Linked DNA regions of Mus musculus: regions 1 and 2 are each linked to region 3. The links are chromatin contacts, found by Hi-C or POLR2A ChIA-PET in ENCODE. All regions are on one chromosome and are shown on one strand. Each heading gives the region's core, a stretch centred on a gene start or an enhancer-like site at or near the end of the contact. The rest is flanking DNA. Distances are from core to core; before and after follow the strand shown. Region 1 holds the start of Ap2a1 (adaptor-related protein complex 2, alpha 1 subunit). Region 2 holds the start of Zfp473 (zinc finger protein 473). Region 3 holds the start of Akt1s1 (AKT1 substrate 1 (proline-rich)).

Region 1 (3,663 bases), core at 888-3,387, 80 kb after region 3:
GTTTTGTCTTTGTGGTGCTAGGGATGGAACCCAGGACCTTGTTCATCCTAGGTAGATGCTCTATCATCAAGCTATGCCCTCAGCCCTTCACTGAGATGCTGGGCACATATGCTCTACTGCTGGACACCAGCCCCAGCTCCAAGGCTAGCAATTCTACAGAGCTGTAAGCCCAGTGTCTCAAATAGGGACTTTTATACAGGAGGAATCAAATAGTATTCATCATATAAACAAGTCATCTTATCTCCGCGGGTGACATCCTATTAGAAATGGAGGTAGCCAAAGGGACTAAGTGGGGTGCAGAGGGTCACCCATCAGTAGTTAACAGATAAACCACACCCATTTTTAACAGATACCCATGCCAAAGTCTACAACCCTTCCTAGCTCCGCCTCTTTTCACCGGGTCTGAAGCATCTCCCAGGTAAGGGAGCACACAGCTTCCCACTGTCCTTTTGCTGACACCTACTGAACTCAACATCCCCCCCCCCCCGCCCCCGAGCAGCTTGGAGGAGTCCTTCTTTAGATGTTAGCCAATGCCAACAGCAGCTACAAGGACCTGGCCTAGGACCTCACCCCACATCAGCCCAGCCACCCCTCATTAAGAAGCCATCAGCAGCCTCTCCTGACAGGAATAAACTGAGAGGTGAGGTCCCTCGTTCAAGGTCACCCAGTGACAGAGTTCTGTAACACAAAGCCAGCTCTGGCTGACCACATCTACTCATGGACCCTCTGAAGGGTCCTGACAGCTCCACACAGAGCATCTACTCCCTGGAGTTGAGAGCTGACCAGCAGCCAGGCCAGGCCATTGTTACAACCCTTCCTAGAAGGGACTATGGTCCTCATATTGCTGTAATAAGCCAAAAAAGGCTTGGATCCAGGCCTGCCTTGTTCCCTTCCTCAGGGTACAAACTTCCCCTCCCCCAGCTTGATAGAGCTCTTCTCACAGAGCATTAAGATACCTTGCTTCCATCATAAACACTCACTCTGTGATACCTTCCCAGAGCCTGCTGGTATCTTAGGTTCCCCAAGACTTTATACTATAGTCCCTTATTTTTTACATGTAGCCTCTTCAATGCTGTCCTTGTTTGGGGGTGGGGGATTAGGGGGACGTTAGCTGTTTCAGACAGGGTCTCTCTGTGTAACCCTGGCTGTCATGGACTCACAGAGATCATCAGCCTACCTGTGTCTCAGAGGTAGTAGGATTAAAGGCCTGCACAAGTACACCTGGTGCCTTCCATGTCTTTTACACAATCTTCCATGTAGAGTCTTTTCATACATCATCCTCTGGTCCTCTGTCCCTTACCTCTTCATCTCTGGTCCTTCTGCTGTCCCCCCAACCTTATCATCTCTAGTTTCTCTGCTATGTCCTCACCTTATCATCTGGGGGCCCTATGGTGTTGTTCCTACCCTATCATCTCTGCTTCCTCTGCAGTTTCCCCACTTCCATCACTGATCCCTCTGCTGTCCCCCACCTTATCTTCTCTATCCTTCTGCTGTCACCCCATTTCTATTTCTGATTCCTCTGGTATCTCCCCACTTCATCATCTCTGGTTACCCTGATCCCCCCCCCCCCCCACACACACACACACACTTTATCATCTCGAGTCCCTCTGCTGTCTTCCCACTTTATTATATCTGGTCTTTCTGCTGTCCCCAATTATATCATCTCTGGTTCCTGGGCAGTTCCCCAACTTCTGGCCCCTGGCCCTAGGTGGTTGCCCGCCTCCCATCTCTTCTGCGTCCCTGATTTCCTCCATCTAGGCTCGAGATGGCACTGAATGACCTACCTAACCCGTTGCCCTATTCCCTCCACCTCCTCCCGCCACGTCCGCCCGCGCCATCCTGGTCCTTCCCGGGAGGACACCCCCGCGCTTCCCTGCTCCCTCCGCCCGGTCGCCGCGTGACCCCCGGGCCCCGGTCATGAGCTCACAGTTCCGGATGTCGGAGATGAACACGGCGAGCCCACGCATGCCATCGCCTTTGGATACAGCCGGCATGATGGCGGAGGGCTCGGCTCCAAGCCTGGCCGAACGGGCGCGGGGCTGGCTGGCGGCACCGGGCGGAAAGGACCCCAGACGGCGCCGAGGAGCCGGCCGGGGGAGGGCGGGCTAGCGGCGGGCTGGCTGCAGGCCGACGCCCCGCCTCAGACCCGCCCCTACGGATTGTCATCCGGGAACGTACGCCACTTGTTAGCTGAGAGCCCTGCCGCTCACAATAGAACGCCCGCCCTCCTCTCTCTCTGATTGGCTAAATAGTAAAGACACCAGGTGATGATTGGTGCAGTACCGGGCTATTTCCGTTCGGAGCAGGGAGGCAGGGGGCGTTGCCCTAGAGACGGGGGAGTTCGATGACACACTCTGGGACCGCCCCCTGAACGGCCGAGACCAACGCTAATTGGATGGACTACCAGCTCCGCGCCAGTAGGGCGGGATGTAAGAGGCCGAAGGAGGCGGAACTTCGGGAAAAGAAGACCAATGGGTGAGGAGATTGCTCTTCGCAAGGCTCTGCCGATTCGCCGGAAGCGTCATACTTCCGCCCTCGAAGGGGCGGTTGTGGGGGGCGGGCAAAAGGGCGACGATCCGTAGAGAAGGAAGGAGAAAGAAGCCCTGTCAGTTAGCTGAACTGCGATAGGTGGAGCGATGCCTGCAATTCCCTGCTGCAGAGAGGGGCTGGGCGAGGCGGTAGACCGTGAGGTGTCCACTACGCAGGCGCCTCCCTCTTCCCAGTCGGTCTCCACTCCCGAGCCCCGGCCTCGGGAGCATTCCCTTCCCTAAAAACAACGCCTGGAAATTTGACTTGTCTGCAAACCTCTTATCCATGAGAGGAGGGACTGCCGGTTAAGGATTGTTACCATAGACACTGAGGTCCAAAGAGATTGAGTGGCTTCCCCAAGACTACAGCTCAAAAATGGAAAACTGGGATTACTATTTTGGTTTTTAAACATTTTTCAATATAGGTTACTCTTTTTTCCTCCCTAAACCCCAGTACCGAAGACAATCTGCCTATAATGGTCATAAGATCAAAATTGCTTCCTCCATCAGTTCTGGAGAACCACTCAAGGAAAAGCCAGTTAAAGCCACAGCTGAGGACTGGGTCAGTTTGTTTTGCTTCCGACTCCCTAGGTTCTATGGTTCACTAGTTGCAGGGAAGTCAAAGCCCCCAGAACACCAATGCCCGGGGTTATTGAGAAATTTGGGGCAAAGGGACTTGGGAGAGTCCATGTCTATTATCCCCATGAACAAAACGGCACCCCTGACAGGCTTTTCTAATTTGACACCCCCAGAATGGGTCTAGAAGGTAGTTATGTCCTGGGACCTAGGAAGAGGCAGCACTGAGTCCTTGTGAATAGAAGGTAGTGTTCTGTGAGTTTGAGGCCAGCCTGATCTATGTAAACAGCTCCAGGATAGCCAGGACTACATGGAGAGTCCCTGTCTCAAAAACAGAAAAGGTTAAGGATGTAACGTTTAATCCCCCAGTGAGAGAATGGGTGTATGTGTGGCTCAGAGGTAGAGCCTCTGCCTAGAACTCCCCAGTGAGGGGCTGGGGTGTGGCTCAGATATAAACCTCCTGCCTTGAATCCCCCAGTGAGGGACTGAGTCCTGTTTCAGTGGACGAGTACTTGACTATTACATCCAAATGCTGAGTTCAATCCTCAGCACTGGAAAA
Region 2 (3,598 bases), core at 934-3,433, 100 kb before region 3:
CCTTTCACAGGTGTAACCTTCTGCTACTTCCTTATCTAAACTCGCTCTCCAGTGACTAAACGCTTCAGATTTCCTCTCCTTGCTATGCCATTGTCCTAACATTAACCAGTGGAGTTCTTGTAAACCAGCCTAACCCTAATAAAAGACATTCCACTATATGATCCACTTTCATATTCACAAGTTCAAATACAAGTTTCCTTGGTTGTCTTTTAACAATGGACTTAAGGTTGTTTCTCATTTTACTATATATATACATATGTAAATATATATATATACATATATATATATATATATATATATATATATATATATACATATGTAGAAATATATGTACGTACACATTCAGTATCCTAGACAGAAAAAAAAAATCCCTTCTTGCTCCTTCTGCTCCATGAAAAGTTTTTGTCCTCCTTAAGCTCATCTTAAAGACTATTCATGCTGTTAACAAATTTATCTCTTTTATAAACTTACAAACTACAGGAAACCCACTCCAATCTACTTCTTATGGACTAAATAGTCTCCATCCAGGTAAGTACACCTGCCAAGCAATAGCCTACGTTCTCACTGGCTACCTATTCCAGAGGGTGAGATTGCTCTCCTGTTCCTGGGATTGGGACTCCTCTTACCCCAAAGACCTAATTTTTTTTCTCCCAAACGTACTTAACTTTATTCTCTACCTCCTGTGTGTGTGTGTGTGTGTTTCAGCATCTTGCCAAATCCAAGCGTTTACTCAAAATCTACACATAAGACAGCTCCAGAGAAACAACCCATAGATGCTCCAATTTTCTCTTACAGCCACAGATACTTCTACTGGACCTGCTCCTTCTGATCTATCCACAGTTGGTTCCACAGACCCTGAGCAGCAAGGACACAGCCAATTCTCCTAAGACTTCACCAACATCCCCACCCCCATCTTCTTAGGTTTCCCAGAGACACACTGCCCCAATAACAACAGAAAGTTAGCTAAAGATCATGATGACCCTATTTTTTGCTTCACCGTTGCCTCTTTCTAATTTTTCCTTTTTTAAAATTAAACCAAAACAAAGGAATGTTAGCATTTCTTCTACACTCCACTCCACAGTTACCTGGCAAAAGCCAGGTATGCCTGACTCACTATAAAAGGGGCTGCTTGCCCCTCAGTCCCCACACTCTCTTCCTTCTCTGTCCCTTCTTGCCCTATTCCCCTCTCTCTACACGTGTTCATGGCCGGCCTCTACTCCCTCTCCCTACCTTTCTCTGTCTCTACTACCTCTCAACTCCCCTCCCCATGCCCTAAATAAACTCTATTCTACACTATACCCACTGTGGTTGGTACCTCAAGGGGAAGGGATGCCTCAGCATGGGCCCGCAGAGGCACCCCCTTCCCCAGCACCATACCTCGCCCTACCAAACATATCCCTGGCTTCCCTGGCTTTTTAAATAGAACATAACAGTATATATTTGAGATGCTCAAATAATAGATACAAATAATCTTTCCTTTTAAATTTGTTTATGACTGCTTCAAAGTGCTATGTGTGTACACCTAAGTGCCTTTAGAAGCCCAAGAGGGGGTTTGATACCCCGAAACTGAAGCAATAGATGTCTCTGGGCCATTATTGTAGGTATTGGTCGCGAGAGGAAACCCCCGCTTAAGAGCCGGGCCTACGCCCGGCTGTGAGCACTCAAGGGTTCAGCATTCTGTCAGGGCCTCCCACCCCGGCCACAGAGGACTAAGGCCATGGGCGCCTGGGCTTAGTCTCCGTACCTCGGCATGGCTCCGTGTCTCCGTACCTCAGCATGGCTGGCAACCCAAAGAACATATGCTTTCCAGGATCCCAAGAAAACCCAACTCCTCATGAGGAGGGCTCCCTCAGAGTACAGGGGGAAATTCCTCCGAGGAAGTTCCGGTTCCAGAAACTTCTCCTCAAATTTATCCCACCCAGGTAACTCCGCGCCAAATTCCAGGACCCACCACCTGTGGTCTCCACCCACTGAGCCCTCTAGGAAGTAGAGAGGAAACAGATTCATGGCTAAGTGACACCAAGGTTGGATGGCCCACTACCCTGTTATAGGACTACTTTCACCTTCTACACCCCGAAAATTCCATTTGGAGGTGACAGCGGGTTGCCATAGATACAGTTTGAAGGCAAAACTGAGATTACAGAGAGAGCACAGAAGCAAGGAGAGTTTAAAAATGACAACAGGACCTTTGATTGGTGGCTGTCACGTATTTCATCAAGATTGACGTCAGACATGCGCAGTAGAAGGAAAAGCCCGCCCCAGAGAAGGCCGAATAACGGTGAGCAATTAGGGGGATGGACTAATCAGGCGTGTCGCTCAGGCTTCTGGGAAATGGAGTTTCCAGCAGGGCACAGCTTGTCCGGATGCCCTGTATTAGAGGAAATAGGCCGCGTCTGCTCGCTGCTGTCGCACGGCCGGTGGGGGATGCGCGCGCAGCCCCTCCTTCACCCTCCCTCCCCGGAAGTTTCTGCGGGGCAACTGTAAAGGTGAGTCCAAGTTTCTGCTCCGGATCGGAGTGAGAGTCCGGGCCGTGAGAAACCCCGGCGCCCACGGCTTTTTCACAAGTACAGTGATGAGGAGCCGCTCGCCCGGCAGCCTGTGACGTCACTGCCTGAGGAAGGCGGAGGCCGACCAAGGCTGGGGTTCGGGGGCGGGAGTGGGGGGAGCACCCACTTCCTCTGTTTTGCTGGGAAGGTGTTGGGCGGAGCCTGTGAGGAATGTCAGACACTCCGCCTCCGCCTCCACGGGTACCTCGTCACTGGTTTCTTTGGGATTGTGGGGCCCGGTCCAGTCTCTGCTACTTAGGGAAGTGTTAGTCCCACACCTGTGGAATTTAGCCTTTGGTACTCTGCTGTGCTGCGTTCCTGCAACAGGAGCATAGATGGTAGCAAGCTGATGGTCATACGTAGGATAAATGAACTAAACAAATGGGTGCATAATAAAAGCCGACTTGAGTATCAGTAGTCGGAACTGAATGTGCAGCCTTAGACAGGAGACCTCAACACTCAAGATCCGAGCACTTACTGTATGCAAGGATCTGTGCAACAGACACTTATTGTATTATATACCCGAACTGCCACCTCCCCTAGGAGTAGCTCTAAACTCAGCAATGTTCTAGCACTTGGGAGGCTGAGTCAGGAGGATTTTTGAGAATAGTGAATTCCAGGACAGCCCAGGATGGACTACATAGTAATGGGCACCTCAGTTTAATTAAAGCTGGATGTACGCTTGGGTAAGTTTCAAATGCTGGGGGATCAAAAGTTCAAGGTCGGCCTAAGCTACATGAAACACTGTCTTTAAAAAAAGAATCCAGCCCTGCCTAAGGACTGGAGAGTTGGTTCAATATTTGAGTGCTTACTGTCTTCCGGAGGACTCAAGTTGGTTCCCAGTTCATGACTGCCTGTAACCCTAGTTCTAGGGAATTAGGGATTGGCCTTCACACGGGTTCATATGCACATAACTGTAGTGAAAATTCTGGAATTTTCATTTCTTTAAAAAAAACACAGAAATATAAGAATATGTTTTTGTTTCAATCCCAGGAGTGGGGCTATGGGGCTGCTTCTCCGCAGCTGACTAAGCTTTGCCTCCTGCTCCAGCA
Region 3 (3,984 bases), core at 848-3,347:
TTCAATGAGAAAGGACAGGCTCAGGGCTGGAGAGATGGCCCAGCGGTTAAGAGCACTGACTGCTCTTCCAGAGGTCCTGAGTTCAGTTTCTAGCAACCACATGGTGGCTCACAACCATCTGTAATGGGCATCTAAAGCCCTATTCTGGTGTGTCTGAAGACAGTGACAGTGTACTCATATAAATATAATAAATAAATCTTTAAAAAAAATAACCCTTTATTAAAAAAAAGAAAGAAAAAATAACCCTTTATTAAAAAAAAGAAAGAAAAAAGAAAAGAACAGACTCACACCCCTGCTCTCAGCCCTTTCTGTGTTCTTGTCAAGATTCCTCTGTGTCCTTCTGACTTTTCACTGTAACTGAATAAAGAGCTTCAAGTGGTAGCCATTGTCATTGTAACTAGCTGTGAGTCTACAGGGGGCACTGATGATGGACAGACAGGGGATACTGTTGAGCAGGGCCAGACATAGGCTCAATGGGTAAGACAGATGGCCTAAGTTCAGTCCAGAGAACCCACAAGGAGAAATGAATGACCCCTCCGAGTAGAACACACACAAATAAGCAAATAAGTCATCTATGGCCAGAAAGATAGTGTAGTAGTTAGCAAGGCTTACTGTACAGTCCCAGAGACCAGAGTTCAGATCCCAGTCCCCACATACCATCCAAAGCTCCAGCATGTGTCTGCAGTGCTGTCTTCTGCATGCACTCACAGGTAGTGCACACACATGCTCACACATTCACACCCCCTCCACACCCCACACAATCTAAATCTTTGCGCTTAGTGAGAGGGTTCTGGACTTGCTGCCAAAACCGGCAACCTGGGTTCAACCCTGGAGCCCACTCGGTGGAAGGAGAGAACCTGCTACCACAGGTTATCCTCTGACCTCCACACACCCACACCGTGGCATGTGAATGCACACACACAATAAATAAATGTAATAAATAAACGTAAAGCAAACAGAGAGGAAAGAAAGCTGCCTCAGACCAAAACTAGGCCACACCCCTTGAGAAGTCTGAACCCAGCAGGGTCCCCTAAGGAGCCAAAAGGATATGGCATTAGGTCATTTCAGAAAGCAAACAGGCTCACAGGTTCCCGAGTACTCCCTGCCTTCCACTAGAGTGGGGAAGAGGAGCGAGTCGCCTACCTTCTTGAAGAGAATCTGGGTTGGGTCTCCAGCCTCCTCCACCGGAGCCCAGTGCAGAAAGACGTCGCTGTCCTGAGGGACATGGGGAGGACTTAGTAGAGTCACCCGAATGCCCCTCATCCCTCAATTCGAAGTTCCCACACATGTCACCTCCATCCCGGCCCACCTTTTCCACCACTCGTATGACGCCGGCGATGAGCGAGTCTGGATCCTGGTGTTTCCGGGCGCTGGTGTGCAGGTACACGCCTCCCTTTTCAAACACCACCTAGTGAAAGCCAAGGGTCTAAGGGAGGCGTTTTCCCCAGGGGCGGGGTCTAGAGCCCCTGACTGACAAGCGGAGATGGGGCGTGGCGAGTCTACAGTCCCGCCTCGCACCCCAGATGGGCGTGCGTTTTCCAGGGGGCGGGGCTAAGGGAGGCTCTCCCTAAGGACTGCGGAGAGTGACAACAGCATCGTAACTAGAAGCTGGTGCTTGCTAAGTTGACTCGGCCTAATCCCTGCACAGCAGAAGGTGGAAGCGGACCATCAGTGGGGGGCGTCTCCTGTAGATGAGCGAGGGAATGATTTCCAAAGTCTTACCCTGTAGCTGGATCCTTCCATTGCCGCCGCGGAGGTTCCACTGCCCCTATCTCCTCCTTTTCCGGGTCAACTTGGTGTCATATCCGGAAAAATAACGCTCCCTTCCAGGCTAGATAGTGGTAGCGTCCCCGAGGTTGTTAAGGCTGCAGTGGGTGAGACCATCTGTTTGAACAGGGTAGTAGAAACTCGAAGACATAGGTCACGAGGTGTAGAACGCAAAGTTGGCAAGGGTCAGCGGGACGGCGCAGGCGCACTGCGCCACTCTCGCCACGAAGTAAACAAGTAGGAGGACCCATGCTCGCAGCCCAACTCGTGATCGCTCGGGAACGCCTCCTTGGCCCTCTCCATATTTTATACTGGCATCGAAGCCAATACTGTGCCGTTTTTCTCGAGGACAAACCAGAGCGGCTTGGTGGAAGCCATGTTAATGCGGGGCACTACCATCTCTTTGCGGGGCACGACGGCGGGGTGCTGGAAAAGCGAAACGGAGAGAGGAAAAGGTGAGAGAAGCGGTATGGCACCAGAGGCGCTGAGGGGCTCGGGATAAAGGGTGAAGCCGTCAGTGCTCCTGGAAACGAAGCTGCCCCAAATTTCTGAGTCACCGTGGAAAGAGGACTGCACCACCATCTTGAAACTGGGCAAACCGAAGCAAGAAACGCTGCCATATTGAATCTTTGCCAGCTTTGTGTTAAAGGGAACGAGCGAGGGCCTAGAGGAGGGGGTCTAGTGTGGACGGAAGGAAGTGTCCATATGCTTTATAGGCATATGAAGCCATACTAACTGCCACGTCGGGACGGGAGCAGACGTTGAATACGAACGAGGGACGTCATGCCGCTTGCGTGTGAGCATGGGCATGCAGTCATGCCGCTTGCCTACGCTTGTGTGAGCATGGGCATGCGGTCATAGTTGTTGCGGGCAATTCGAAACAGTAGCAAAAGTCTTTTGCCGTATTTTCCATCCGTGGGCACCCTTGCTGTCGCTCTTGCCCACGGCTTGCCGACGGAGCTTCTAGTTGCTATTTTGATTTGAGGCATGCAGGATAAGGGAGGGGGAGTGTACACAATGGAGGAGGGGCAGCCACACGGAAATGACGCAAGAAGCCGCCATGCCTTTTGAGGGCGGCGACGGCGCCTGGCCGGCCATGCTGGCTACGGGCACGTGAGTGGAGGCGGCGTTGTGAGCTGGGGTTTGGGGAGGGTCTGGCCTTCCTGAGGTTGAGGGGCAGTGGGAGGGCGAGCCCCCGTGGGAAGGGTATGGACTGCATAGGTCAGGGGGGCAGTGATCGTCCTGCGACTCCTGGCCGACTGCTGAAAGAGCTCACGCTCAACCCCATGTGTCTGACTCGCGACGAAGTGTAGACGAGCTTCACTGCGGGGGTGCCGACGGGCTGGAACCCTCACGCTGGCGGTGAACCATGTCCATACGGCTGTGTGTGCTGGGGGTCGCGGGTGGGTGAGGGGGCGCCCCGGGCGGGACTTCCGGTCCCGATCCCCACCGGGGGCGGGATTTCCTGTTGTGTTCCTAGAGCAGGGGCCTCTCTGGGCTGCGGGCGTGGTGTAGCCCTGGTCGGCGGCCTCACTTCGGTGGTAGGATCCTTCTTGGACGTCCCGCACCGTGTCCCGTGCTGCGGCCGTTTTCTTTTCTATCTCTCTTCACAACTGTCCTGGGAGGCCTGCACCTTCCCGCTGGACAGCTCCCCCTTCCTGGTTTGCCCCAGAGTCTTGCCTCATAGGAGGCCATAGGCCTAGGAGGTTGGAGTAAGTTGCCCTCATTCCAGCCGCCTTCACAAGTCATTCACTCGGTGACACTGCTGCTGTGGCTGCCCCCGAGATCTCGTGCAAAGAGGCTGAGACTTGCCACTCTTTGCCCTCACGAAAGTGAGGACCGAAGCTGTGTCATCTTGGATCAGTCACTTTCTTGCCCTTAGCCATAATCCTAAACTTCCAGCCTCCTTTATTAGCTAGGAGAGGTGGAAGGTGTGTGTAGGAGTTGCTGGGCGCCTTTTAAAGCTGTAGGTAGGACTTTGAGGCCCAGCAGACAGTAGTGTCAAAGCACTGCAGCTTTCTCCCTCTCCATGGAAAGATGGGATGGGGGGATGCAGTCTAATGAGGTAGGCAGGGTGGAGCGCAGTATTGGCAGAGAAGGCTCTAGACACAGACTGCTCTTCTCAGTGGTCAGCTCTGCCAGTATAACAGTCAAGAGCCTGGATTCAGAGCTTCAGGCTGTAAAGTGGGGTGTCCATTGCTGATTCATGGAGGAAGT

Evidence for each region. A loop is a pair of places that touch in the nucleus more often than their neighbours do. ChIA-PET counts read pairs that join two places held with the same protein, here RNA polymerase II (POLR2A).
Region 1: POLR2A ChIA-PET joins it to region 3 with 37 read pairs in Patski. The contact joins the promoter of Ap2a1 here to the promoter of Akt1s1 in region 3. POLR2A ChIA-PET finds 5 or more read pairs at or near these places in 4 of 5 experiments (Patski and embryonic stem cell).
Region 2: a map of T-helper 17 cell shows a loop between it and region 3 (2.2-fold over the local background). The contact joins the promoter of Zfp473 here to the promoter of Akt1s1 in region 3. A Hi-C loop is called at or near these places in 1 of 37 maps with a recorded cell type or tissue (T-helper 17 cell). POLR2A ChIA-PET finds 5 or more read pairs at or near these places in 4 of 5 experiments (Patski and embryonic stem cell).

What each region holds. Positions count from the first base shown.
Region 1 is chr7:44,927,353-44,931,015 of GRCm38, forward strand. Ap2a1 (adaptor-related protein complex 2, alpha 1 subunit) reads right to left here and starts at 2,138. Exons shown (of 24, transcript NM_007458.2): 1 at 1,928-2,138. The coding sequence starts at 1,994. It also overlaps a transcript of Tsks not described here.
Region 2 is chr7:44,746,166-44,749,763 of GRCm38, forward strand. Zfp473 (zinc finger protein 473) reads right to left here and starts at 2,184. Exons shown (of 5, transcript NM_001289836.1): 1 at 1,745-2,184. It overlaps Vrk3 (vaccinia related kinase 3), which reads left to right and starts at 2,464. Exons shown (of 15, transcript NM_133945.1): 1 at 2,464-2,486.
Region 3 is chr7:44,847,127-44,851,110 of GRCm38, forward strand. It overlaps Akt1s1 (AKT1 substrate 1 (proline-rich)), which reads left to right and starts at 2,098. Exons shown (of 5, transcript NM_026270.4): 1 at 2,098-2,222. Tbc1d17 (TBC1 domain family, member 17) reads right to left here and starts at 1,953. Exons shown (of 17, transcript NM_001042655.1): 1 at 1,723-1,953; 2 at 1,310-1,408; 3 at 1,144-1,215. The coding sequence starts at 1,743. It overlaps Mir707 (microRNA 707), which reads left to right and starts at 2,573; the gene lies at 2,573-2,645.